Regions from separate parts of the Homo sapiens genome. Here region 2 is linked to region 1. A link is a loop called in an ENCODE intact Hi-C map of the cell type or tissue named here. Cell type or tissue: sigmoid colon. All regions are shown on one strand. Each heading gives the region's core, and the rest is flanking DNA. Links, peaks and the distances in the headings are about the cores only.

Evidence for each region. Hi-C counts contacts between places; a loop is a spot of excess contacts. Peaks named below come from ENCODE experiments on the same cell type or tissue, not always from the same donor. Only the 100,000 strongest peaks of a DNase experiment are listed, where the experiment ranks them.
Region 2: it touches region 1 in a loop (2.2-fold over the local background); 2 of 110 quality-filtered maps call a loop at or near these places.

The regions. Positions count from the first base shown.
Region 1 is chr3:32,567,684-32,576,326 of GRCh38, forward strand. It overlaps DYNC1LI1 (dynein cytoplasmic 1 light intermediate chain 1), which reads right to left and starts at 3,175. Exons shown (of 13, transcript NM_016141.4): 1 at 2,942-3,175; 2 at 2,663-2,736. The coding sequence starts at 3,087. RefSeq lists an enhancer at 2,383-3,168 and silencers at 2,443-2,932, 3,113-3,372. In sigmoid colon, for the core only: CTCF peaks have their summits at 2,699 and 2,949; DNase peaks (open chromatin) are centred at 2,588 and 3,198; H3K4me3 peaks cover 2,637 bases; H3K27ac peaks cover 1,711 bases.
Region 2 is chr3:32,418,534-32,427,176 of GRCh38, forward strand. The region is part of intron 1 of CMTM7 (CKLF like MARVEL transmembrane domain containing 7); the gene reads left to right. Among named protein-coding and RNA genes, the nearest start is that of CMTM7, 31 kb to the left of the region's middle. RefSeq lists enhancers at 1,107-2,306, 1,538-1,597, 1,658-1,727, 1,818-1,897 and a silencer at 5,353-5,442. In sigmoid colon, for the core only: no CTCF peak of the experiment used is centred there; a DNase peak (open chromatin) is centred at 3,808; H3K27ac peaks cover 4,611 bases.

The DNA of each region.
Region 1 (8,643 bases), core at 1-5,000:
ATGCACCATCATACCCGGCCTTTTTTTTTTTTTTTTTTGAGACAGAGTCTCGCTCTGTCACCCAGGCTGGAGTGCAGTGGCACGATCTTGGCTCACTGCAACCTCCGCCTCCCGGGCTCAAGCAATTCTCCTGCCTCAGCCTCCCGAGTAACTGGGATTACAGGTGTGTGCCACCATGCCCAGCTAATTTTTGTATTTGTAGTAGAGATGGGGTTTCACCATATTGACCAGGCTGGTCTCTAACTCCTAACTTCAGGTGATCCGCTCACCTAGGCCTCCTAAAGTCTGGGATTACAGGCAGGAGCTGCCGTGCCAGGCCAATTTTTTTATTTTTTGTAGACATGGGGTTTCACCATACTACCCAGGCTGGTCTCCAACTCCTGAGCTCAAACGATCCACCCCTCGGCCTCCCAAAATGCTGGGATTACAGGCGTGGGCCACTGTGCCTGGCCTTAGATTTGTTTTTTTAAATAAGAGACTCCAGAGACCACTTGCATTCATGAAAGATGTATTAGGGTCAAGCATCCTCCTGCCTAGCACCTTCAAACTCATAACAAAGAAAACCACAATCCCTATTTGGTATTTCTTTCCTCCACCAGCACAGAGTGAATGCTGCCATATGTGACGGTGAAATGTCTGTAAGAAATCTTCAGGGGTATTTTAGAAAGTTAACTCTATTTTTGTAACCAGTATACAAATCAGTTATTAGCTCCTTCCAAAGCTGAAAAGGACTCTCTGATGAAAATCCCAATAGTACTGAAAGAAAAATATTAAATTTCAAGCTCATATTACCTGATATTAGATGCACTTTATGAACTATTAAGTTCATAAAAAAGGAAATTTAATCTATTCTTGTATGGTGGAGTGAAGGAGGCTGGGACCTCTAAGAACACTCAGTCCCATGCACAGACCCAGTGTCAAAGGGGTGTTAAAAAAAAAATGGCACAACCTCAGTGCAAATTAGGTATACCAAAAAATGAACAAAACTGCCACTTTTGTTTTACCATAAACAGAATCATCTACACAATATCTAATGTGCAGAAATAACTGGACAAAATGTATAAAATAAGAACAAAACTACTGAATCTTACCTTTACCATGACAGTGTTTCCAAATATTTAATTAAAATAGAATCAATTTCAATGAGGTCATATGAGCTTAAATCCATTTTACCTTAGAAATGAGTAGTAATTTGTTTAAATTAGTAAACTAAAAATATATTATACAATTTTTTTTTGCTTTTGGATCCTAATTTATTTTTGCCCTATGAATATCACTTATGTAGGCACTAATTCAATTTTTTAAAAAGTTCTGATCACAAATATTTTCTAATGCAGTTTAAGATAAATCCATGACAAAGTATCACTTGCAAATATTACCACGATACAAACATTAACTCATTTGATTCCCGCCACAACCCTAGAGGCAAGTATTATTATTTCTATAACAACCATTTTAAAGATGAAGAAACTGAGGTTTATAGATGTCAAGCAACTTGCTTAAGATCCTAGGGCTTATATGTGATAGGGCAGTGACTCAATCCAGGCTAATCTTCAGTAGGTGCTTTCAACCACATTAAAAACAAGGGTAAAAACTAATTTTTCAACTAGCTCCATGTAGCTTTAAAGAATATCAATAATCATATATTCTTGCTTGGCAGCAGTCTATTAAAAAAGTAATTTTTTCTATGTAAACATTCATATTTAACCACGCAGCCTATCAAGTAGTATTTGACTTCTTGTTTCCTGTTTTTAGATGGATATAACCAAAACAACAACAACAACAACAAAAAACTCTGGTATTGAGCCGACACCAAATACCAAAGTTTTTAAATTTAATCATCGTATAAGCCAAACTTCAGTTATCTCGCATGTAAAGAGCTATATAGAGAAATTTCTCCTATAAATGATTCAGGAGCTAAGCCTAGAAAAATGCGAATCTGCGAACTATTCTCCCTCAGTCCTCTATCCCCACCCCCAGAGTCACTAAAGAAACAGAATACACAACTTCCAGAGAGCCGAGGAGATACAGAACAATCAGGAGAACTGACACTGGACCGTTTCTCCTTATTACATCCATTTGGCTGAAAAGACTTAACTAGAAAGTTGTGTTCTACTGCCCTTTACAAATTTCAGAATTATATGTGACAGTTAAGGTAGCTGCAACACGAGCACATTGTACCAGAGAACGCTGAATCAAGAACATTTATCGCCAGGTCTTAGTTCTAGCTTCTGTCAATTATACAAAGAGTCAGCTATTAAATATTAATGGCATGCCATTTGCGCTGCAGCTCTCGCAAAGAGCCTCCTGCTACCAATTTTTGTGATGAAAGAAAACCTGTCATTTTCTAGATAAACCCCAGGCCACGAGAATCCCTCAGATGAGCGATCGAATTCTGTCCTTCCCAGGGGAAGCTGTCAGGGCCACCCCCATATACCGGGGAGGAGGAGGAGGAACCTGAGGGAGGGCGGGTCCCCGCAGGTCCTGGGTCAAGGGTCTCGTGTTCCCCTTCTCTCCCAGCCATCCGCGACAGGTCGGGAGGCGAGGCGGGGCGGGGCTGGGCCGGCTGTCCGCACAAAGAGAGCCAGCGAGCTAGCCCGCGGACCAGGTACCCCGGGCCGCTGGGGGCCGGGCGGGGCGGGGCGAGGCAGGGAACACTTACCCAGCAGTAGCACGTTCTTCCCCGCAGGGAGCTTGGAGCGCGAGCGGGTGGAGACCTCGCTGAGGATGCAGGACCTAACGGGAAGCAAGGCGTACGGTGAGGCCGGAGGCCGGAGCCGCAGCGCGGGAGGGACGGACCCGGCCTCGGCGCGCCGGGGATGGGGCTGCCGGGAACGCAGTGGCCGGGCCCGGCGCCGAGCTCCAGCGGGCACGGGATCCCGAGGCGTCCGCGCAAGGCCGGGGGAGCCAGCGGGGGCTGAGGGAGAGGTGGAGTCGTTACCAAAGGTTCTGCCCGTCCTCGTCGTCGCCTGCCGCGGCGCCACCGTTGCCCGACGCTATCTCGTTGCCCAAGGGGCCGCCAGTGTAAGTCGAGGATAATCCCGGCGGAGAAGAACCGAAGGAGCCGACTCGCCCCACGGCCGCCATCTTGGTCGGGAATCACACCACTCCCGGCAAGACTAAATGTGCGAGGCGGCTGAGGCGGTGGCGGTGGAGGCGGCGGGAACCCGGATATGGGGCGTTCAGCGCACGGGAGCGGGGCGGGGCCTGCGGGGGCGGGGCCCCGGGCCGGGCCAGGACTGATGGAGCGAGCGAGAACGGACTGCGCGTGCGTGGCTGCCTGGCCGGCGCTGAGGGGCTGAGCGTACGCGGGCGGCGGGGTGGGCCGCTATGCTGCAACTGAAGCCCAGTGATCTGACAGTATGGAAGTGCTTTCCTTCCGCTCATCCGCGGCCCTGGGCTGCGGCAGGGGGGTTGGGTGTGTCAGGTGAAAAGTGCTCCCTCCCACCCTTCAGACAGGTCCCCAAACCCTGCGGCCTGCGCGGAATTCCTGCATTGTCATTGCCGGCCCACCCACTGTTCAGGCTGAGAGCGGTCCCCCGCCCAAACCGGCGCTTCGCCGGCGCCAAGATAGAAATGGGTCGCCCGGCTGGTAAAGAGGCTGCCCTGCAACCCTGGGCTGGAGTATTGCTGTGGTCCTGGATTTCTGGACTTTATTTGCGTTCTCAAGTGGCGAAGTGTTCCTCAACCTGGACCCACATCAGAAGCAGGTTCTCCGAGCCCCTAAGCAGCGGCGTGACAAAGTAATTGTTTACCCTGGAAATAGACTGTTATTTTTTAAAAATTATTGTCAGGGCTTGCTTTAATGTTCTTAATGTTTTTGTATGAGATCCTCCATGTGAGATTTGAAAAGATCCACTATGCGGGTCATCTAACCGGTCACTAGACATTGATTCCACACTTACTACGTCGAGCACAGTTGACACTGGGAATACATGGATGGACTTATACTAGCCCTAAAATAACTCCTTTTCTATTAGAACTTTACTAGGTAAAGGTATTTGAATGTCTGAACTCCATGTTTAGAAGGAGTCATTGGTTTTAAGGCTCTGTCCTAGTACACCTGTAAGAGCATTTGCTTAAAATTGCCTGGCCTTTGTATGTTATCTCTGTCACTTCATATTTGAAAATCACTTGCTAGAATATGGCCTGATCAATGCTGTTATGCTAGTGAGAAAATCCACAACTAAAGACTATTTGCTATATATTAGCATTACGGTTAGAAGTCTGGAAGCCTTTGGAGGCTGGCAAATCTGAGTTCAGGTCTAGCTCTTCGAGTTTACTGGCTGTGTAACCTTAGGCAATTTACTTAACCTCCGTGAGTCTCAGTTTCCTTATCTGTCAAATGAGGATAAAAGAACTTAGAGTTGTTATTGAGATTAAACGGGATGATTCATGTAAAATGGCTTAGAATAACGACTGGCAAATCTTAAGCGCTTACCACATGTTAATTGTTATCAATGACTTTCTTTACCTTTCACACCATTAATATCTGACCAACCTCTAGAAGTGATGGGCCTAAAGAACTCTTGGAGCTAAAATTCTTTGTCACCTGTAATGCCAGCGCTTTGGGAGGCCAAGGCAGGCAGATTGCTTAAGCCCAGGAGTTCTTGACCAGCCTGGGCAACATGGCGAAACCCCGGCTCTACAAAAAATTAGCCAAGCGTGGTGGTGTGTGCCTATAGTCCCAGCTATTTAGGAGGCTGAGGTGGGAGGATCACCTGAGTCCAGGAGGTCGAGGCTGCAGTGAACTGTGATCATGCCACTGCAATCCAGCCTGGATGACAGAGCAAGACCCTGTCACTAAATAAATAAATAAATAAATAAAATAAAACTTTTGATTTTGTTGTTTATATACTTAAGAAAGGAACCAGAACCCTCCCCAGTAGTCCTACACTTTCTGTGGCACAAAGCAGGATGGAGACCCCCAGGAGAAGCTGAGTCTTTATGTTACTGTTCTAAAGGAGAGCTGTATACTGCTCTTGGCCCCTCTGAAAGCCATTTTACTCTGTACTTTATTCTTTCAGTCATCTTCCTCAGAGCATTTTCCCCTCAATTTTGTTGTCAGTTCCATATCATATTTGCTTAGTCTGAGAAGTGTTTACTTTTATAATAGTGTCAGGCTTCAACACCTCATGACTTCCAGATGCTCAACTACCCACCTAAATTGAGGTCAAAGTTGTATTCCTTGTGGTTTTATAATATCCCTATCCAGCATTCTTCCATTAAGGTGGCTGACAAAAGTGGTCATTTATGAATGCCTACTATGTGCCAGGCACTCTGTGTGTTGTATTTGCAATCCTCATACTTTGTAAGGGTCAGCAAAATTAAGTAACCTACCCCAGGTCACACAGATCAGAAGTTTATAGATAAGCTGAGATTTTTTACTGTCTAGTCTGTAAAATGACCTAGGCCAAACCATGTTAAAATAAATGTCCTCGTAATTTTAGATGCTATTCTGGTAAATACCTTCTGTGAAAACCTCTACATTACAAAAATAGGGAAGCTATATATTATGAGGAAGTCTATAAAAGGAAATAATTCATCAGTCCCTTGGAATTTTTGTTGCATAAATGCTGTTTTATAATTGACCTGTTTTCTATACTATGATTGCTTTTTCTTTATTGCCCAATGTTTTCTTACATCTAAAATTAATAACCATCTTGTTTTTCTTTTTTCTTTTTTTTTTTTTTTTTTTTGAGACGGAGTCTTGCTCCATCGCCTAGGCTGGAGTGCATTGGTGCGATCTCGGCTCACTGCAACCTCCGCCTTCTGGGTTCAAGCAATTCTCCTGTCTCAGCCTCCCGAGTAGCTGGGACTACAGGTGCCTGCCAACACACCTGGCTAATTTTTGTATTTTTAGTAGAAACGGCGTTTCACCTTGTTGGTCAGCCTAGTCTCAAACTCCTGACCTCAGGTGATCCACCCGCCTTGGCCTCCCAAAGTGCTGGGATTACAGGCGTGAGCCACTGCGCCCGGCCAACCATCTTCTTTTTCATTTGCTTAGATTTCCATGTCTTTAATTCAGTTTCAAATTCCCGTCCCAGCTGTGTAAAACTCCTTGTTAGGTATTTTAACAATTTTACCTTCTTAAAGACACCTTTAAGAACCTTCTAGCCTGCTCCATTCTGAGTTGGTTATTCTGAAACTGAATACACAGCTGTCATCCTGTGATCTTTCACCATTGTTCAGAAGATTCCCTTTGCCTCAATCTTGTGTCTTCTTGTTTTAGTGGAGAACTTCCCCCAATAGTTTTCTGATAAAAAGGCTCACTGGTAAGTCTTTGGACACCAGTGTATCCAGTCAAGGTCAACCAGAGGAAAAATGGCATTCTTAAGGGGGTGCTAGAGGAAAGCTTAATAAAGGGACTGTTTACAAAGGTGTGAACAGTGTGAAGAGATAGGACTAGCAACAGCAGGAAGCCTTAGGCTTGAAAGGGATAGAGGAAGGAATGTTTACTAGAATCCAGAGAGAGATGCAGCTTATAGGAAAGTGTTGCCCACCAAGATTTATAGTCTTCAGTAAAGGAACACAGTATCCATCCCTTTCTTTCTGCCCCCTGGTCTCCCACCAGTGTTGCCCTTTGACCAAACCCAACCAGGAGCCAGAGGACAAGAGACCCAAGTGAAGCAATCCATGCAGGTCTACCTCCCTGAGCACAAAGTGGGAATAGAGAAGGATCTCAAGGGGCAAACAAGATATCTAGCACACCTCCTGTGTTTGAAAATGCATTTAATCTACCCTCACTTAATAATAGTTTGGTTAAGTATAGAATTCTTGAGTTACAAGCTATCTTCCCTTAGGTTTTTAAAGCCTTGGCCCCCTTATCTGTTAGATTCTAGTGTTACCATTGAGAAATCCAAAGCCATTCTGATTTCTAAATCTTTGTTATGTGTTCTTTTTTCTCCTTATTGGAATCCTTTGCAACTTCTACAAATTCCCACTAACACATCTATCCCCCTTCCATTATTTGCACTTTCATACTCTTCCCTCCTGCTAAGTATCGAAAGAATAATCCATACTCTTATACTAAAGCATTCTCTATGCACTAGAACCCATCTCCTATCCTCAACTCAATGACATTGTTCCAACAATTATTCCCTTTCTCTATATAATCATTTTTTATTTCCACTAGATTATTGCCATTAACATACAAACATACTATTGATTCTCTAATTTTAAAAAAAAGAAAGAAACATTTCCCTGAACCCCATTCCTTCACCAGCTACTACTACATATCTTTCCTTTTATTTGAGGGTCTCCCTCTGTCTCCCAGGCTGGAGTGCAGTGGTGCAATCTCGGCTCACTGCAACCACCGCCTCCGGGATTCAAGCTATTCTCCTGCCTCAGCCTTCTGGGTAGCTGGGATTACAGGTGCACACCACCACACCTGGCTAATTTTTGTATTAGAGACAGGGTTTCACCTGTTGGCCAGGCAGGTCTTGAACTCCTGATCACAAGAGATCTGCCCTCCTCAGCCTCCCAAAGTGCTGGGATTACAAGTGTGAGCTACCACGCCGGGCCTCTTTCCTTTCTTTGCCATCAAAACTCTTTAAAAGAATTGTCTCTCTATGCTATCTTAAATTCCTCTTCCCCCTTGCCCTTATGGCTCACTTCAATCAGGCTTTTACCCCTATGACTCTACAGAAACTGCTCTTACCCTTGTCAATGACCCCCTTATTGCTTAATACAATGGTACACTCTTTATCCTTGTCTTTGTTGACCTATCAACAACACAGGATACAGTTGCTCATTCCTTCTGGATATCCTTCATGTCGCTGCCAGGTCACCATGTTCTCTTTGTGTTTTTCCTCCCTTGGTAGCTGTTCCTTCCCAGTCTCCTTTTCTTTACTCATTTTTCTGACTGCTATGTGTTCAAGGACCCCAGGACTCAGTCTTTGTTCCTCTTCTCTCTCTTGGACTCAGTCTTTGTTCCTCTTCTCTCTCTACACTCACTCCCTTGGTGATGTCATCCAGTCTAACTACTTTAAATTCCATCTATATGATAAAGACTTCTAAATTTATTGCTCCAGCCCAGAGCTCCATCTGGAACTCCAAGTTAATATAGCCAACTGCCTATTCCACATCTCCACTTCAATATCTAATAGATATCTCAAACTCAACATGCCCCAAACTGAACTTCTGTCCTATGGGAACAAAGTATCTTCTACCTATGGCTTTCCCCATTGGGTAGCAACTCCTTGTTTCTTTGTTGCTTAGGCCCAAAACCTGAGTCATGCTTGACTTCTCTATTTGTCTCACACCACACATTGAATCCATGAGGAATCCTGTTGTCTCTACCTTCAAAATATACCCACAATCCAACTTCTTACCGCACTTCCCCTGATACCCTTTGACCTGAGCTATCATTTCTTGCCTAAATTCTGTAAAAGGCTCTTCAACATAACATCTAGAGTGATCCTTTAAGAATGTAAGTGAGACCACGTCACTTCTATGCTCAAAACCCAACAGTGGCTCCTCATTTCAGTCGGAGGAAAAGACAAAGATGTTACAATGACCCATAACGCCATGCAGGATCTGGCCCCACCGCCTCTCTGACTTTATCCGTTCCACTCTTCCCTTCAATTTCCCCCTTTCAGCCACATCAGCCCCACTGCTGTTTCTTGAATCTGTTGTGTGTCT
Region 2 (8,643 bases), core at 1,863-6,862, 150 kb before region 1:
TTTATATTTTAGGTCTGTGATCCGTTTTGAATTAATTTTTGCATAAGGGTTAAGTATGGGCCAGGGGTCGTTGTTTTATATATGGATATCAAGTTTTTCTAGCACTACTTGTTGACAAGGATATCCTTTCTCCACTGAATTACTTTACACTTCTCTCAAAAGACCAGCTGATTATATTCATATGGGTCTATTTCTGGACTCTGTTTTGCTGCATTCGTCTATTTGTCTAAGCTTTCACCAGTACCACACTGTCTTGATTACTGTAACTTAATAGTAAATCTTGAAATTGGATAGTGCTCTTTTGCAAAGTTGTTTTTGGTTATTCTCATTCCTTGCCCTTTTCATATGAATTTTAGAATCAGTTTTCCAATATTACAAAAATAACAGTAATAAAGCCTATCACTGGGATTTGATTGAAATTGTGTTGAACCTGCATATCCATTTGGGGAGAATTGGCTCATTAATAATATCATGAATTAATAATATCTATGAACACGGTGAGCCCTTCCAATTATTTAGGTCTTTGATTTCTTTCACCAGTGTTCTATCATTTTCACCATATTGTAAAGTTAGATTTATACCTAATAAATATTTCCCTTTTTGCTGCTATTGTAAATAGTCCTCTCCTTTGTGTTTAATTTTTAACTTCAGTTGTTCATTGCTAAGATATTGAAATGCAGTTGATTTTTGTAAATTGGTTTTGTATCTCATGACATTACTAAAGTTATTTATTAGTTCTAAGGAGGTTTTTAGTAGATTCTTTGGGATTTTCTACATAGATCATTATGTTGTCTACCAATGAAGTAGTTTTGTTTCTTCCTTTTCAATCCATATGCCTCTATTTCTTTTTCTTACCTTATTGCAACTTCCAGCAGTATAAGAATGTGAGAAAAGACATCTTTTCCTTGTTCCCTGTGTTGGGGGAAAGCATGCAGTATCTCATCAAGTATCATGTTAGCTGTGGGTTGGTTTTTAGATGCCCTTTCTCAGTCAAGGAAGTTCCCTCCTATCCTTGCTTGCTGAAAGTTTTGTTTTGTTTTGTTTAATCATGACTGGATATTGAATTTTGTCAAATGCCGCTTTTTCTGTCTCAGTTGATACGAATATATGGCTTTTCTTGTTTTGTCTGTTCATAAGGCATATACATTTGAAACATTTGGAAGTACTGAACTACTCATGCATTCCTGTGATAAACCTTAGCTGTGGTACATTTGTATTTCTTATATATGTTGGATATGATATGCTAATATTTTATGGAGGGTTTTTGATAGCCTGGAGTTTCTCTGTAAGCTTGTTAATGACTCAACCCACTTTGCGTCCTTCCTTTTGAGATATTCATGTATTCATGGTCTAGTGTGGGTTATTCTGAATCCTGGTCTCTCTTTCCTCTCTGTGTGGTTGGTGTTCTTTTGGGTTTATCTGTTTCTCCTTTTTGCCTACATGTTAGAAAAACTTGAAGTTATGCAGCTCAATTCAGGAACAGGATGTAGGAAGAAGTATTTGAGTCCAGTAGCTAGATTCAAATTGATTTGCGTCACATTATTGAGGTCCTACCAAGTGCTGGGTCCCTGTTGTCACCTTAGAAGAACAGTTTATTTGTGTTTATCTGAGCAGTCTAGTTCTCCATTAGCAGGCACATGAGAGGAGGTATTGTTGAGGATGAACCTTTCGTCCATGTCTCTTTGTGGCCTCCCTGTTTCCTCCAGATGCATCCAGATCAGGGCAGAAGCAGAGCCTGCTTCATGGGGACTGAAAGGCCTTCTTTGTCTTTCCACCAGGAGGCTTTTGCAGTGGCAAGGAGGCCTGAGAATGACCCCGCAGGCCGGGTGAGGGGAAATGTAGGGAGTGGCCAGGTTCCAGCCTAACAGGTTATTTTTAAAAAGTGAAGCCCAATGAGGTGGGGAACTTTCTGAAGGGAGGTCTTTGTTTTCACTTGGCACTCAGATGACTCAAAAGTGAGAAAGCAAAGGAGAATGCAGGCAGCAGGGGAGGGCTGACTCTACGCCAGCCTTCTGAAATGACTTCAGCTGTACCTGGGCCTGCAGGTCACAATGATCATGCCTTTGAACTGGGGACACGGTTGAAAAGGCTGGAGGAGGAAGAAAGGGGCAAGGTGTCCACGCCATAGTCCCACTGTCTGCCTGACTGAAGGGCGGTTTACCACAGCTGGCTTTTTGTTCCCTAAAAAATGCAGCGGCCAGAGAGCAGGTGGGAGAGGCCCTCTCTGGGGAGTTGTTCCTCAGAACTGGGTCTGGGGGCAGGAGAGGGGGCCAGCTAATGGCCTGCAGAAGTGGCAAGGCCTGCTGCCTGCTTGCTTGACTCAGCGGTTTAGTTTATGGCAGAGTTTGCACAGACGGAATCGCTTGACCATGTTGTCAACAATCTGAGGCAGCCAAGCCAGCCAGGGAAGTTTTTTTGTTGGTCTCACCGGCTGTCTGGACCCTCCCACTGGAGGCGACCCTGCTCCCCACCTCACCGTGCAGCCTGGGTCCCTGGAGGCTCCCTGGGACATTCCTGCCACCTGCTGCCCTCCTCTCCCACCCAGCTCCTCTCCCTTTTCTTCTGGCCACTATTCTGATTTCAGTCCCCATTGCCTTGCTAGAACTGACACAGCCTCCTACAAACTGACTTCTGTGTCTTTTCTCTCCCATCTCCAGTCCACCTGCTACTAGATTCATTTTCCTGAAGAACAATTCTGCTGTGGCTCTTCTCTGCTCAATAACCTTCACTGGCTCCCCATCGCCCACCTAGCATATCTACTTCCTCAGCCTGGAATCTGATCCCCACCCCATCCCGCCAGCTTTGCTTCCCATCACACCTCTTCACATACCTGTGCAGTTTGCCTAACATGGACAACAACCCTCTTGTTCCCAAATATACTCTTGTGCTTTCCCACCCCTATGCCTTCTGTGGCTGTGTTCCCACTGCCAGAAGCCTCTGATTCCCCTTCTCTGTGTGTTGGAATGCTTTTGTGGAGTCCACACCAGGGCCATGTCTGCTCTTCATACGGGACATGCCTGACCTTCTCCTTCCTCTATTCCTCACAAATTGTAGCTCTCTGGTGGTATTTATCCCCTGTTTTGTTGTCGTTACTTGTGTCTGGATCTTAAGCTCCTTACCCTTTAGGACAGGGTCCGTGTCTAAGCTGTCCTCATATCTTGCTCATCTCCTGGTGACAACACACTGCACTTAGAGGAATCATCATTTTTGTGCTACTTTGTGCCAAGACCTCAAACATTATCCTATTTGTTCCTCCCAAGAAACTTCTGAAAGAAGTTTTAATACCTAACATTTGTTGAGCATTTACTGGAGCAGTACCAGGCTGTTCTAAATATTTTGCCTGAATTAGTTCATTTAATCCTTGTATTAACTCATTAACTCTTTGTAGTATATTTGATTATTATCCCTCATGCCAAAGATGAGGAAACTGAGGCCCAACGGGGTGAACTAGCCCCTACTGTCTGTGTTGAGTGACTGTCTGACCTGTGGGGGTTGCTAGCCATGCTTTATTGCTCCTGTTTGGCCTTCCTTCCTCTGATGGAAGGCAAGCCTTTGGCTAACACTCATACTTCCTTCCCCAGGCCCCACAGGGCACAACGTGATGATCACACGTTCTCAACAATAGTGATTTTTCATCCGTGACACATGCTTACAAATCCCTTAATGGCTTTTCTATTCTTGTTTTGTCGTTTTTTATCCCAGACTAATTTCTTCTTCCCCAGGCTGGCACTTATTTGGCATTGTGCTGCCTGGGGTTTTAATCAAGGCGGCCTACACCCACATTGTGAAACTCAACAGGCACTCACTTCTGGCACGGGCCCAGGGCTGGGTGCCAGGCCTCCTGCTGGGACTGGCCCCACAGCTTCTCCAAATATTTATTTCCCCAGGATAGTGGCAAAAGTACTCAGCAGCAGAACTATTTCTTCTGTGTCAAGGTTCCTTAGGATTATCTTTGGCAAAATGGCAACCAGTGCCGTCTCGTAGCCCTAATGCCAAGCACAGAGCTGGACGTGTATTTGGCCATCAGTAGATAATCCTTGAATGAATAACTTCATTCTCCTTTCCTTTTTAAAAGCTAGGGTTGCCTGACTGGGAAACCAGGAAAATTCTGAAAACAGATGTATCAGTTAGCTTTTGCTAGATAACAAATACAGACACTTCTCAACTTATGGTGAGGTTACTCCTGAGAAATCCATTGCAAGTTGAAAGTACTGTTAAGTCAAAAACGCATTTAATACCCTCAACCTACCAAACATTATAGCTTAGCCTGGCCCACCTGAAACATGCCCAGAACACTTACATTAGCCTACAGTTTGGCAAAATCATTTAGTACAAAGCCTATTTGGTAATAAAGTGTTGAATAACCCAAGTAATTTATTGATGTTCTACTGAATGTATATCACTTCCATACCATTGTAAAGTTGAAAAATCATAAGTTGAACTATCATAAGTCCAGCCATCATAACTGTAGGCACAAAACCTCAGTGGCATACAGCAATAAAAGTTCATTGCTGACATGACTGAGGTCAGCTGGGGATTGGCTCTGCTCATTATAAATTAGGCTTGCTTCTGTGGCTGGGGGTTGGCTGCTGTCATCTGATCTGGGCTGGCTTCTCCTGGGGTAACTGCAGTGACAGCACTGTCCACGTGCCTCTCATCCTTCTGAGGCCAGCAGGCTAGTAGCTCGAGTAGAGAAAAGTGGTCAGATAATTGCATTGTCACAAAGCACACATTGGGTGGTATGAGCACACCAAACTCAAAAGGACCTACCTTTGCTGTGGCACTGAAGAGTGGCCACATTTCATTTTAAGAAAAATCAATATGTAGATATATTTGCTGGTAGAACTCTCTTTTCAAATGGAATCTTACAGAGAACATGAGTAAATGATTCTTATAAGCTGCTCAGGGGTAGGGGCCGAGAGGAGGGTGGAGGCAGAAGTTGTGTGTCTTCCTACTGCTCCTTCTCGGTTTCTGTGGCTACTGGGAAGCCAAAACCAAGAGCTCTCCAAAGTGTCTCTGTCACTGACATTCTTCATTGACCTGAAGCAGAGCGTGGAGCCCCCAGGCCCAGCAGTTAGCCCCGTCAGAGCCTCTAGCCTGCAGGGGATTCAGAATGAGCAGAACTGCAGTGATGTAGTATGGAGGTGGGGGTTTATCAAGCTATTCTCAAGGTTTGGCCACCAGGGTGGTTTCATTCTATAATATTCAGTAACAAGCTTCTCAGAGGTGACAGCTGCCTTTTAGCTGAGCCATCCTAAGAGTATCTGCTGAGGACACATTTTTAAGCCAGCCCCCCAGGTGCAGGTCACAGATGGTGTCTCTTTCACCTGTGCCCGTCACTGTCCTCTGGATAGATTTCAGCTTCCCTGTGCAAAGAATCAAAACATGAAACCCAGAACAGTGCATATGTTACTTTCAATAGAGGCCAGATAGGACCTTTTTCTCTTTAAGTGCTTGTTCCATAACGGATTACTCAAAAATTTAATGGTGTAAAACAACCACTTATTCTTACAAATTCTGCAGGTCGGGAATCCAGACAGGGCGCAGTGGAGAAGGCTTATCTCTACTCCACAATGCCTGAGGCCTCAGCTGAGAAGACTTGAAAGCTGGGGCCAGAGTCATCTGAAGGCTTACTGTCTCACATTGCAGTTGATGCTGGCTGGCGGCCTTATGGGCTGTAACACCTACACATGGCCTCTCCAGTGCTCTAAGCCTCTCATAACATGGTGCCAGGGTTCCTAGGGCGAGCAGCCTGAGAGTGCGGACCAGAAAGAACTGGTATTGTAGGCTGCGACCTCACCTTGCAGATCACGTCGTGTCACTTCCATCACATTACAGGCGGCCACCAAGGCCTGCCCAGCTTCAAGGGGAGAGGAAACAGATTATACTTCCTGATGGGGAGTGGCAAGGTTCTGCAAGAGCATATGAGACTAGAAGTATCGCTGTGGCCATTTTTGGAAAACACAGCCACAGTACATGAACGCAGTGTTGGGTGTTCTTTTATACCCCATTACCAAGGCCAAAGGATTCAGAATATCTGGTTGCAGGGAGCTTGTTTAAGCCTCTTGCCCCCTCTCCCAGACCACTGAGCCCTTGGGGAAAGGTTTTTTTTTTTTTTGCGGCTGGGGGGATACATGGTCTCACTCTGTCGCCCAGGCTGGAGTGCAGTGGCTTGATCATGGCTCACTGCAGTCTCAACCTCCCAGGCCTCCAGCAATCCTCCCAGCCTCGGCCTTCCGAGTAGCTGGACCACAGGTGTGCGCCACTGCACCCAGCTAACTTTTCAATTTTTTGTAGAGATGGGGTTTTGCCGTGTTGCCCAGGCTGGTCTCAAAGTCCTGAGCTCAAAAGATCTGTCCACCTCGGCCTCCCAAAGTGCAGGGATTATAGGCATGAGCCACTGTCCTGGGAAACCTTTATAGTTAGAGCTTTGCTGAAAACAGAGGCCAGAGGCAAAAAACGTAGAAAAAACATAGAAGAGGCAGGAAGCAGTGTCAGTGGTTAAGAAGCAGACCTTGCAGCCAGATGGAAAGGACTGAATCCCAGTTCTGTGTAAACAGCTCTGTGGTCTAGAGCAGGTGCCTCTCTGTGCCTCAGTGTCCTCATCTGTAGAATGAGGGGCATAATAGGGTTGTCATAATAATTTGACAGCCCTATGCCTGGCACATAAGTGCGTAATGAGTATTAGCCATTTATGAAAATAATTATCATTATTGGTATTATTTCGGCTCCTTATAAAAAAAGCTTATGTCTCAGCAAGGGCTGTAGATCCTGCCCCACTCCTGCCAGTCCTGGAGAAGATTTCTTGGCAGTCACACCCTTTTATTTTGTTATTGACCTCATCAGGGAGCCTGTGGGAAACATGAGCTCCTAATCCCAGTAAGACCCTAGCTGTATATAGGGATTTCATTTGTCTGATTTTATCTAGTTACCCAGGTCTTAGAATCTTGACTTTCCAGGAAAAAAAAAAAAATAAAAGAGCATTTAATGTATTTTCTAAATTTTTCCCATTTGTAAATTAACATGCTCTGTTTCCTCAATTCTAAGCTCCCACCAACCTTAAGACCATTGATTTTTATAACTTGTTCGGTTGGTGGGGGAAGAGTGCCAATCTGTTGTATATATAGTACATTCCAGTCTCAACAACATTAAAATGTAGAAAGGTACAAATTGGAATTAAGGAAACACATTGAGTTCACTAGAATTTAGAAGTCTAGAAAAACACCTTAGAACTCCTTATAATTAGGTTGGGTGTGTAATTTTAACAGGATATTTTTGAGCAGGAAAGGACACCGGTCGGCACCTGGTCACAAGCATAAAACTGGGATTTGGCTGGGTGTGGTGGCTCACGCCTGTAATCCTAGCACTTTGGGAGGCCGAGGTGGGCGGATCACCTGAAGTTGGGAGTTTGAGACCAGCCTGACCAACATGGAGAAACCCCATCTCTACTAAAAATATGAAATTAGCCAGGCATGGTGGCGCACGCCTATAATCCCAGCTACTTGGGAGGCTAAGGCAGGAGAATCGCTTGAACCTGGGAGGCAGAGTTTGCGGTGAGCCAAGATCGCACCATTGCACTCCAGCCTGGGCAACAGGAGTGAAACTCCGTCTCAAAAAAAACAAAAAAACAAAACAAAAACTGGGATTTGCCTGAGCAAACTAGAATATCTGCTCCCCTAACCTAAAACCCTGAGTTAAAACTAGAGCTAACCACAGTTAACACACCAGGCACTTGGCTTCCATTTTCTTCTCTCAGTGGTTATATTTTCACACCATGAGTCTTTCTTAACCTTTTTAATATTTATGTCATGAATATTTTCCCATGTTATGAAAGCAAGATTATTTAAAGCTACATTTTTCATAATTACAAAATAGTAATATTTTTAATACAGAATTTTAAAAAACACAGAAAAAGCATGAAGGGGAAATAATCACCCATAATGCCATGACCCCCAAAGAGTCACAGTTGACATTTTGTCTGTAGTATTTTTCTTCAAATATATTATCTGTGGTTTTATTAGGGTGGCGGAAGGGGTGGAGTTACAACTTCTATGCCTGATTTTTTTTTTCTTTGCTAGGTGAACATTTTTGTTAATGGCTACATAGTATTTTGTCATAAGGCTAAACTATAATTTATCTAATTAACAAGTACTATTTGATATCTACAGGTTTTGTAATTTTTCCACTTTTATAACACTGTCATGACTTGTAAATAAATCTTGGCCGATATGCATGAGTGTTTTAAAATTATTAGAGGTGAAGTTATTGGTTCAAAGGATATGCATTTTTTTTAGATTATTTGATAATTTAATGCTAAGTCCAGAGGTGCCTTTTAGACCCAAGCTCAACCATCAACCCTTAAATGTTAGTAGTTATTTCACTACTTATTATATACTTTATGATGTGCTATATTATATACTTACTTTGTGTCAAGCACAGTGCTTTATATGTATTGACTGATTTTACCCTCATAACTTCCTAATAGAGTATATGATCACTTCTATTATATAGGTGAAGAAATTGAGACATGATAAAGTTAAGGCCACACCACTAGAAAATGGCACCAGCCATTGAACTGAGTGGAAATACAACTGGGTTTACACAGAAATGAACTCAGGGCATGGCTGGAGGGACCACTCCCTG